Regions from separate parts of the Homo sapiens genome. Here region 1 is linked to region 2. A link is a loop called in an ENCODE intact Hi-C map of the cell type or tissue named here. Cell type or tissue: OCI-LY7. All regions are shown on one strand. Region 1 overlaps ELK3 (ETS transcription factor ELK3). Region 2 overlaps CDK17 (cyclin dependent kinase 17).

Evidence for each region. Peaks named below come from ENCODE experiments on the same cell type or tissue, not always from the same donor. Only the 100,000 strongest peaks of a DNase experiment are listed, where the experiment ranks them.
Region 1: it touches region 2 in a loop (4-fold over the local background); 1 of 110 quality-filtered maps calls a loop at or near these places.

What each region holds. Positions count from the first base shown.
Region 1 is chr12:96,206,265-96,211,264 of GRCh38, forward strand. The region is part of intron 1 of ELK3 (ETS transcription factor ELK3); the gene reads left to right. Among named protein-coding and RNA genes, the nearest start is that of ELK3, 14 kb to the left of the region's middle. RefSeq lists an enhancer at 3,838-4,360. In OCI-LY7, a CTCF peak has its summit at 3,037 (motif pointing right); a DNase peak (open chromatin) is centred at 2,747; H3K4me3 peaks cover 1,627 bases.
Region 2 is chr12:96,325,278-96,330,277 of GRCh38, forward strand. The region is part of intron 2 of CDK17 (cyclin dependent kinase 17); the gene reads right to left. Among named protein-coding and RNA genes, the nearest start is that of CDK17, 73 kb to the right of the region's middle. In OCI-LY7, a CTCF peak has its summit at 2,850 (motif pointing left); DNase peaks (open chromatin) are centred at 1,824, 2,284 and 2,814; H3K4me3 peaks cover 2,682 bases; H3K27ac peaks cover 3,826 bases.

The DNA of each region.
Region 1 (5,000 bases), 120 kb before region 2:
AATGAAAGGGGCAATTTTCTTTTTCTTTCTCTTCTTTCTCTTTCCCTTTTATTTATTTATTTTTTTTTTTGAGACAGAGTCTCACTCTGTTGTCCAGGCTGGAGCGCAGTGGCGCGATCTCGGCTCACCACAACTTCCGCCTCCCAGGTTAAAGCGATTCTCCTGCCTCAGCCTCCCAAGCAGCTGGAACTATAGGTGTGCGCCACCATGCCCAGCTAATTTTTGTATTTTTAGTAGAGATGTTGGCCAGGCTGGTCTTGAACACCTCACCTCGTGATCTGCCTGCCTTGGCCTCCCAAAGTGCAGGGATGACAGGTGTGAGCCACGATTTTCTTTCACAAGGGAAAAAAAAGATCCTCTAAAGCAGGATCTGGCTGTTATTTTGTACAGTTAATATATTCACGCTGAACAATTATTGGAAGAGCAGGTAGAGTAATAAGTTGTATATGACATTTCAAAAAGGGACTGCCCAAGCCAGTGGATGGCAGATGCCCATGTGGGAATTAAGGGCAGCGAGGATGCTTTGGGGTACAGATTGATGTTTGATGTTAATGCCACCAACAGCCAGTCTCTTCCATCAGATGCTTTTGGTGGTCTTTGCATAACACCATTCTCTGGACATGAATGAATGAACGGTTGGTCTGCCCCTCGATGACAGTTTTAATGTTATTTTGCTCATTTATTCAGTGCATCTTGATGGTTAATTTAAAAATCTATTTGAAATATGAGGCATTATGAGAAGACTGTTAAGTTTTGAAATCACTCACTGTCTTATTTTTGCAAGTTTTGGAAATAACAGTACCCACCAGGAACACCAAGCTGTTTTAAAATGTGTTCCACTTACAGTTGTTTGTCTACAAGTCGGGTTTGGTTTAAACAGACATTGAATGAGAGGTGAGAGGGCTGTGCTTGTACTTTTACCTTAACACCACTGTGTTTTTACTTCCTGTTAAAATTAACTTTATTAGAGGTGCTGTATACTTAGAATCCCTCTGCATTTGGCACCATAACCATCATATGCAGCTAGACTTGATGTCCATTGTACAAAAATGTGAGCGAGACATAGGCATGTGGGGAGGGTAAAGCTATTCAAGGGCTAGTGACTACCTTTGTGACTTCAGATGCAGTTAAAATCCCACACACATGTCCACCACATGAGCAGGTGATGATATGTTGAAGACTGCAGAGTCACTGTTTTTTATAGTTCTCTTCCAAAGCGAATGTATTACCATACCAGATTTATGTATAAATGTTTATGCCTGGAATTTGCATTTCCTAAACCATGAAAGAGTTTTGTTGAGAAGAGCACGAAGGAAAAACAGTGAAACTAACCAGTTCCTTGCTTCAGGAACCACCTCTGTAAGGCAGCTCTTTGTGCTTCTCAAAAACCTCTAAAGATGTTGATGGTGATCCCTCGGTCATGAATACCAGTAACTCATAACCATTTTTGCAAGAATACTGTATAGAGTGGGACCCAAAGACTGGGTAATGTCAGTATTATCCAACTAAACCTTGACATGTTTTGGCAAATGTTAAACTTCAGAAAAAGAAAGAAAAGATGAATAATGCAATTAACCCTTTGTATAATAAATTATCAGCAATTCAAATATGCTGTAAAGTGTTAACACTGATTGTATCCTCTAAATAGTGTCTAGCTCAGCCAACTGTTATCCTTTGCCATATCTGTGTACCATTTAAAAGAGGGATTAAAAATAGTTTCAGTGGATTTACTCTACGAAGGGAGAAAGGTAACTTTTCCAGGTAGGCTGATGTTAGAGGGCAGTTTTTTGTTTTTTGTTTTTTTTTGAGACAGAGTCTCGCTCTGTTGCCATGTTGGAGTGCAGTGGCATGATCTTGGCTCACTGTAACCTCCGCCTCCCAGCTCCTAGCGATTCTCCTGCCTCAGCCTCCTGAGTAGTTGGGATTATAGGCGCCCGCCACCACTCCCACCTAAGTTTTGTATTTTCAGTAGAGACGGGGTTTCGCCATGTTGGCCAGGCTGGTCTGGAACTCCTGACCTCAGGTGATCCACCCACCCCGGCCTCCCAAATTGCTGGGATTACAGGCGTTAGCCACTGCACCCAGCCAGAGGGCAGGTTTTTTTAGTGACTTAACCATCCAGAAATGATTAAGTTTACTTTGTTATTTTAAATTCTATAGAGAAGATAAGAAAGTTCCCAGTTTTCCTGAGAAGAGCATGCAATGGCGTCTCTCCTTCTCCAGGCCACTGCCAGGGCTTTCTGTGAAGGAGCTGGAAGGGAGAGGGTCAAGAGTTCTTGTTGCTTCATCCAGTTCCCAAGAAAATTATAGCCTGATGTGTCATGCATTGTGAGAAGCAGGCACTGGTGAGGAGAGACGAGTTTTGGTGGAGGCAGTAAATGAAGTGCAACCAGATTTAAATGACCTCCAAGGAGCCTATGAGATGCACTGTGGCCTTGGTAGGACAGGGGAGCAGAAGTCATGCTCACACCAGAGGGAGTTTTGCAGGGACTGGAGAAAGGAGCTGCAAGGGGAGGAAGAGGCTCTATAACTCTCTCCAAGATAGAACCAGGGAGGTAGAATGGCTGTGCAGATGTTGGAGGTCCCGGGCCAGGTGCAGCTGGGCCAGGGAAAGGGGAAGGTGCACAGATGGTTGGGCACCTCTCTGCCAGGAAACACTCATTGCTGCATCAGGACTGGGGTGCCCAGCACAGCTGTGCAGACTTCCCGGTCCCCAGGATCCCTTGGGGATCCTTCTGAGAGGAAGGGGTGATGTCACAGCCCACACCTGACCCCACCTGGGACCCCTTCCTCCCCAGGGTTGCACCATCCTTCCTGACCCTGCCGTGGTGCAGCGTGTGTGCACACGTGCAAAACAGAGACAGGGCAGACGTGATGTTAAAGGCCATTTGTAAGCACAACAGATTGCAGGATGCCATCGATGCAAAAAGAGTTTGAGAGAGGAGCTAACACATGAGATTTTCTTTTATTAAACATATTTTATCTTGCTTTTTTTTTTGTAATGTTTCCACTGGGTGGTGCTGCAGGAATTCCTACCTTTTGCCTTGGATCTACCCTTCCCAGAAAGACGCCTCTAAAGCATAATAGGAGGAAGTCCTGATTTAGAAAGATTTTACAGTTTCAACACAATAGAAGAGTTGGAGGATGCTCTGGCAGGAAATGTTTCAGTTTCTGGATGTGGAAAAACCGCCATCATTTTGTATCCATGCAAAAAGGTTCTCATTGCACTGGGTAAATACTTTCGACTTTCATCAGCTTCTTCTTTAGCACAGAAAATCTTTCAAGTTTATCAGAAAGATTAGGGTTTCATTCTAGTGGAAGTGGTCTGTAAGATTTCCTTTATTTTGATTTTTGTAACACCATCTTAAAGTAAGTAAATAAACATTTTCTTACATTGACAACCATAGATTTAAGAAAATACTTCTGTCAAGGCTGTCTTTAAAGCTGAAGACATTGTTCCATCCTTATTATAAAGATCATTTATACAGTGTACTGATCAAAAGGATTACATATTTTTACTTTCAAATACTTTCAAGAAGTCTTTTAGTTTGATAGTATGTAAAGGATAAGACTGACTTTACCCCTTCTACAGAGGAGAAGGTTGAAATACAGAAGTTAACATCCCTGCTGTAGCTCACACGACTTTTTCTCCTTTTTTTTTTTTTTCCTACATTTGACCAAGGCACAGAAGATCACACAACTTTTTAAGGTTTTGGCTGCAATGAGGATTTGTTTATCTTGACCTCCCCCAACTTTTTTTCTGTTGTACACAGGATTGAATTGTATTGATATTAATAGTACAAAAATTTGGGGAAAAGATTTTCCATTCAAGCAAAGGCCTCTGAAACATAAGAATCAAAAGTAGTATGAGGGTCGGGGGGCCAGATGCCCACTGGGGATTTGAGAGCTCATTAATTTAAAGCTCAAACTGAAAGACAGTTTGTAAGATCCTAGTAAGTTTCACTGACTGCGGAACAGCCTGTTTTTTTCGGGGCATGTTGTGGTCCTCCATGAAATCCTAAACACTGCTTTCTTAGAACCTGAAACAGGCTTCCCTAGAGGTGTTTCTTTTTAAAGGAAAGTTTTGGAGGCACTGCTGGGTACTAGGGACCTTGCCAGATCCTGTCATGCACGGTTTCCCTGGGATTCCAGCCTGTCCCTATTCACACTTGAAGTGCTTCTCATGATTCGTTTCGTGATGTGAGGTGCATGCATGTTTGGGGCCCCTCTTGGGCTAGGCTAGCTCACTTCTGTTTCCTCTGACTTTCATCCTGTTCCACCGCCCTGCGCGCGGGCGCACGCACACACACACACACACACACACACACACACACCCCGAGTGGGAGGTCCAGGGGCACCGACTTCCAGAACACGCAGCTTCTCAACGGCCCACTTGTATCGAGAACCACCCTTGCTTATTTAGTGTTGGGTGAACCTTGAACCTATTTAAACCACGATACAGATCTTTGAAAGGAGGGCACTGGTTAACAAAATGGTGGATGGGGTGGATTCAAAGATTCTTTCTTGAAACAACCCAACTGGAGCAGCTGGAGACACAGATGAGGCAACACCAGAAATGAACAAGGAAATGTCCTGATTTGATTCCTAGTAGGAATGTATTTCCCACGCATTACAATGAGACGTTTCCCTTAGCAGCAGTGAAGTGTGCATATGAGAAAAGAAGCCTCTACTGGGGGCATATGCGCGTTGATTAAGAACCTGGACTTTGGAGCCAGATGCCCCTGGATATGAGGCTCTGTTGGCCCATTTTACCCATGTGGCCATGAGTGTCTTATTTCACCTTTCGAAGTCATAGTTCCTCGTGGGCACAGCCAACTGAGAGTATTAAATTTAGACAGCATGTATAAAGCACTCAGCACAATTCCTGGTACATAGTAAGTGGTCATCAAATTTAATTGCACTAAAAAGAAAAGCTCCTATTTAATAAAGTAATGGATTTCTTTAGGTATGGGCGCTGTTCTTCAGAATTCCATGGGATC
Region 2 (5,000 bases):
GATACCTCCTGATCAGGGGATTCCTTTTTAAAATGAAGCCAACTATTCTTCTGCAGTTAACAATCAGGCATAAGGATACCTCCTGATCAGGGGATTCCTCTACCTGTTTCTCAACTAAGGTTTCTCAACTAAGGACAGGTTGACAGGAGTTGGCTACAAGCCTTAAAGTGAAAGGCTTCTCTCACAAGAAAATCTTAGGATCCGCAGAACAGGACCAGGGTATGGGCTCCAGAGAAATGGGCCAAGAAGGCCATGTGGCCTGAGCCTCTACGAATACTGGTTGCCTAAAAGGGTATAAGAAGGATGGGGCATAAGGGCCCAAAGGCTCACCCAAGGTCCAAGCTATCTAATCTGGGTCAAAGACAGACTGGAGGTAGGGGCAAATGCCTACCTAGTAATACAGAACATGTGTCTAAAGTTTCCTGTGATCTGTACATTCCCTGGCAGTACCTAACTGATAAAGAATTTGGGGATCTTAAGTGAAGCAAAATAATCAATGATTTAATAATGAATGAAGAGGGGCTATCTGATATAAATGCATAAATAATTACAAACAATGTGGGATAATACAGGCTACAGCATACAATAAGATTTTTCTCAGCCAAGCATGATGGCATGCACCTGTAGTCCCAGCTACTCAGGAGGCTAGAGTGGGAGGATCACTTGTGCCCAGGAGTTTGCGGCTGCAGTGAGCTAAGATAATGCCACTGCATTCCAGCCTGGGTGGCAAAGTAATACCCTGTCTCAAGAAAGAGAAAAGAAAAATGAAGATTTTTTTCTCTTTCTAGGTTATTTCACATGTGAAATATCACAACATTCAAATATTAAAAACAAATTATGCAAATCTTTTGCCTACAGACAACATTTTAGTTGCTCTGTAAAGCTGTCCTGGAGAATACAGCTTGATTGTTCTGGAGAATATAGAAAAAAAATGGGGATCATAAGGACATACTATTTGATAAACACTATTCTAGGCACTGGGCATCAACTGGTGAACAAAACAAAGTACTGATCTCAGAGTGCATAAAACCTAACAGGGAAAAGACACACACACGAAGTCAGGTAATGACAGGCGATATGCAAAAGACTAAAATAGAGGGATGTGGAAATGAGTAGCTAGTTATTTTACACTGTATATTGAGGAAAGTTCTCTCTGCTGAGATATTTTTAACAGAAATTTAAATGCAAGAAAGAGCCAGTCAGGGAAGATGGTTAAGTTGTGGATAACAGGATATTCCAGATAGAGAAAAAAGCTAATGAAAAGCCGACATATGGCAGAGTTCGACTTGTTAGAACAGTGGTCCTCAAACTTTAACATGCTTCAGAATCATCAAGGATCTGTAAAACATGAGATTGCTCGGTCTCACCCACAGACTTCCTGGTTCAGTAGGTCTGGTGTGGAATCTAAAAATATGTGTTTCTAACAAATTCCCAGGTCCTGCTGACATTGCTGGTCCAGGGATCACACTTTGAGAACCACTGTGTTAGAGGACTAGAAAGAAGGCAAGTGTAGCTATAGTACCTAACCGTGCGGGCAACAGTGGTACCAGGTGAGACCACAGAGGTAAGGAGGGAACAAGTCATTCAACACTTTATACTTCACCATAAAAGTTTGAATTTTATTCTCAGATTGGAAGCAGTTACGGTAGCTTTGAAGCAGGAGAGTGATATGATCTGATTCATGTTTCAAAAATATCACTGTGAAGGGTTAAAGATAGTAGGAGGTAAGGGGGTAGGGAAGACTACAAAAGGTAACACGAGAGATCTATTGTCATGATGAAACAGTTCTTAATCTTGATTGCAGTGGTTATACGAATCAACACAGGTGAGGACATGACACAGAACTATATTTAGACTTTATTCCAGTATCTGTTTCCTGGGTTCTATAGTTACATAAGATGGAACCAATGGTGGGGGGATTGGGAGAAGGGTACAAGTATGGGTCCTTTCTATATAATCTTTGTAACTTCCTTTATATTTGTAATTACTGAAAACAATTTTTTAAGATATCATCTTGGTTGCTGTTTGAAAAACAGGCAATAGGGAATCAACAGCAAAAGGAGGAGATTACTACAGTACCCTAAGTAACAAATGTTGGTGGCTTAGACTAGGGTGGCTGTACTGAAGATGGAGGGAAGCAGGCAGATTTAGGACATATTACAAAGGCAGAAGCAACAGGCCAGCAGACACGACTGCTAAATTAGTTTCACACACACTCCTACCACCCAGCTTTTAGTCAGCATTTATAGTAAAAACATCTATTCAAATATTTTTTTTTTCTTTTTTTCCAGGCAGGGTCTTGCTCTGTTGCACAGGCTGAAGTGCAGTGGTGCAGTCACAGCTCACTGCAGCCTCAACCACCTGGGCTCATGTGGTCCTCCCACTTCATCCTCCCCACCATAGCTGGGACTACAGGCACACACCATCACACCTGGCTAATTTGTGTCTTTTTGGTAGAGATGGGGTTTTGCTATGTTTCCCAGCTAGTCTCAAACTCCTGGGCTCAAGTGATCCTCCTCACCTCAGCCTCCCAAAGCACTGGGATTACAATGAGCCACCATGCCTAGCCCCAAAATATTTTTAAATCTTTACCAGATCAACTGTTAAACATATATGAAATATGATGTGTTAATGGACTATAACTGGAATTGTGTATCAGTCACATTGATCAGGGGTCCCCAACTCCTGGGTCACAGACCAGTACTGGTCCATGGCCTGTTAGGAACCAGGCCAAGAGGTGAGCAGTTGGCAAGTGAGCAAAGCTTCATCTGTATTTACAGCCACTCCCCATTGCTCACATTACTGCTTGAGCTCCACCTCCTGTCAGATCAGTGGTGGCACTGATTCTCATAGGAGTACTAACGCTGTTGTGAACTGTGCATGCGAGGGATCTAGGTTGCATGCTCCTTATGATAATCTAACGCCTGATAATCTGTCACTGTCTCCCATCACCTTCAGATGGGACCATCTAGTTGTAGGAAGACAAGGGCAGGGCTCTTACTGATTGTACATTATGGTGAGTTATGTAATTATTTCATTATATATTACAATATAATAATAATAGAAATAAAAGGCAAAATAAATATACTATGCTTGAATCATCCTGAAACCATTCCCCCAACCTCAGTCTGTGAAAAAACTGTCTTCCACAAAACTGGTCCCTGATGCCAGAAAGGTTGGGGACCACTGATACAGATGACTATCATAATCATGAGTTTCTAAGTTATTTATGTGGTAAAAAATAGGAAGCTACAATGGTGGGGGTTGGGGGCAGGGAGGAGACAACAGTAAAGTAAAGGAGAGAAAAGAATTGGGGACAATGCCTAGATTTTTAGTTTTAGTAACTGGTTAAGTGAGCAAAGTTTGAGTAGAGGCAGATTTTGGAGAAAGGAAATCAAGAATTCTGATTTGGTCATGTGAAGTCTAAGATTCCCATTACACATCCATGTGGAGAAGACAAGAAGGCATTTAAATATGAATCTAGAGATCCAGATGAAGATCCTAACTGGAGATTCAGACTTAGGAGTAGTCAACATATATATGGTAGTTGAAATTGTAGGGTTGGAGGAGGTCACCCAAGGAGAGGGTATAGACAGAGAAGAGATTGCGGCCCATGAGAGAGCCACAATAAAATACAATAAAATATTCTAACACTTCCAGAACTTGAAACTAATTAGCTGGCCAATTCAATAAGATAATAACACTCTGTATTTTAAAAAGTAATGGAAACCTTGGCGACAATATGCTAAGGGAAATAAGTCAGACACAAAAGGACAAATATTATATGGTTCCACTCATATGAGGTACCTAGAATAGGCAAATTCATAGACAGTAGAATGGTGGTTACCAGGGGCTGGGGAGAGGAGGGAATGTGGAGGTATTGTTTAATGGGTACAGAGTTTCAGTTTGGGATGATGAAAAAGTTATAGACATGGGTAGCAGTGATGGTTACGCAATGTAAATAGACACGTATTTAATGCTGCTGAACTGTATACTATAAAATGTTAAACTTTGTATTATATATATTTTACCATAACTTTTAAAAAGTAATAGAAATCTATATGAAAAATTGCAGATCTTTTATACTCTATAATTAGTTCCAAGTAAGGATTTCCAATGATTTTTACCACCACAACATGATAATCATTATGATTCCACTAAGAAACGTTATTTGGCATCTTATTTATCTAGATCTTTTCATTACGTGAACTATGATCAGGAACATGCAATTTCATAGCCCAACTTGTAGCCTAAGCCATTCCCTCCTCCCAAACCTGCTCTTTCAAACATTATTACTAGCCTGATCCCATTCTAGATCCTACATATATCCAATGGAGTTTATGCCTTCAGCGTCAACCTTTCAAGGAACTTGTGCTATTTGTTGGAGTTAGTCCTCCTTAAACTCCCTATGTTATCCACTGTTGTAAAAAACAATTACTGTTATGATGTAACCACAAACTGTCGAAGACAAACTGTCACAGCTAACATGTAAGAGATCAGCAAGATAAAGAGACCTAGGTGAAAGACAGAGGCTCACAATATCCATAAAACTGGAATTTGTTGACTCCAAACTTGACAAATTGCTCCAGTGTACAAACGGAGCTGTTAAGAATGAGAATTTGGAATATCAGGAAAACCAGGTCATTTTAATCTTTGCTTTTTGGTGTTACTTCTAATGCTAAATAATCATGATAAGTGACATTCTGTTAGGTTTATCTGACTACACTTCTTGGGAACATGTACATTAGCTGAAGAATTTCAGTTGGTCAAGAAGTCTCAAGTAGTATATGTGCAATAAAACATAATTTTACCTTTCTACAACTGTGATTTATTCTCTTCCTCACATTTAAATTGTCACCTATTCTCATCAAATTCAATAATCTCAATATATCGTCCCATTACAAGAAAAAATAAGTTCAAGGCTATGTAAACACAAGATTCTGAAATATAACTTTCTGTGATAAGTCTTAAAATAGAATTAAGACTTATCAAACATCTGT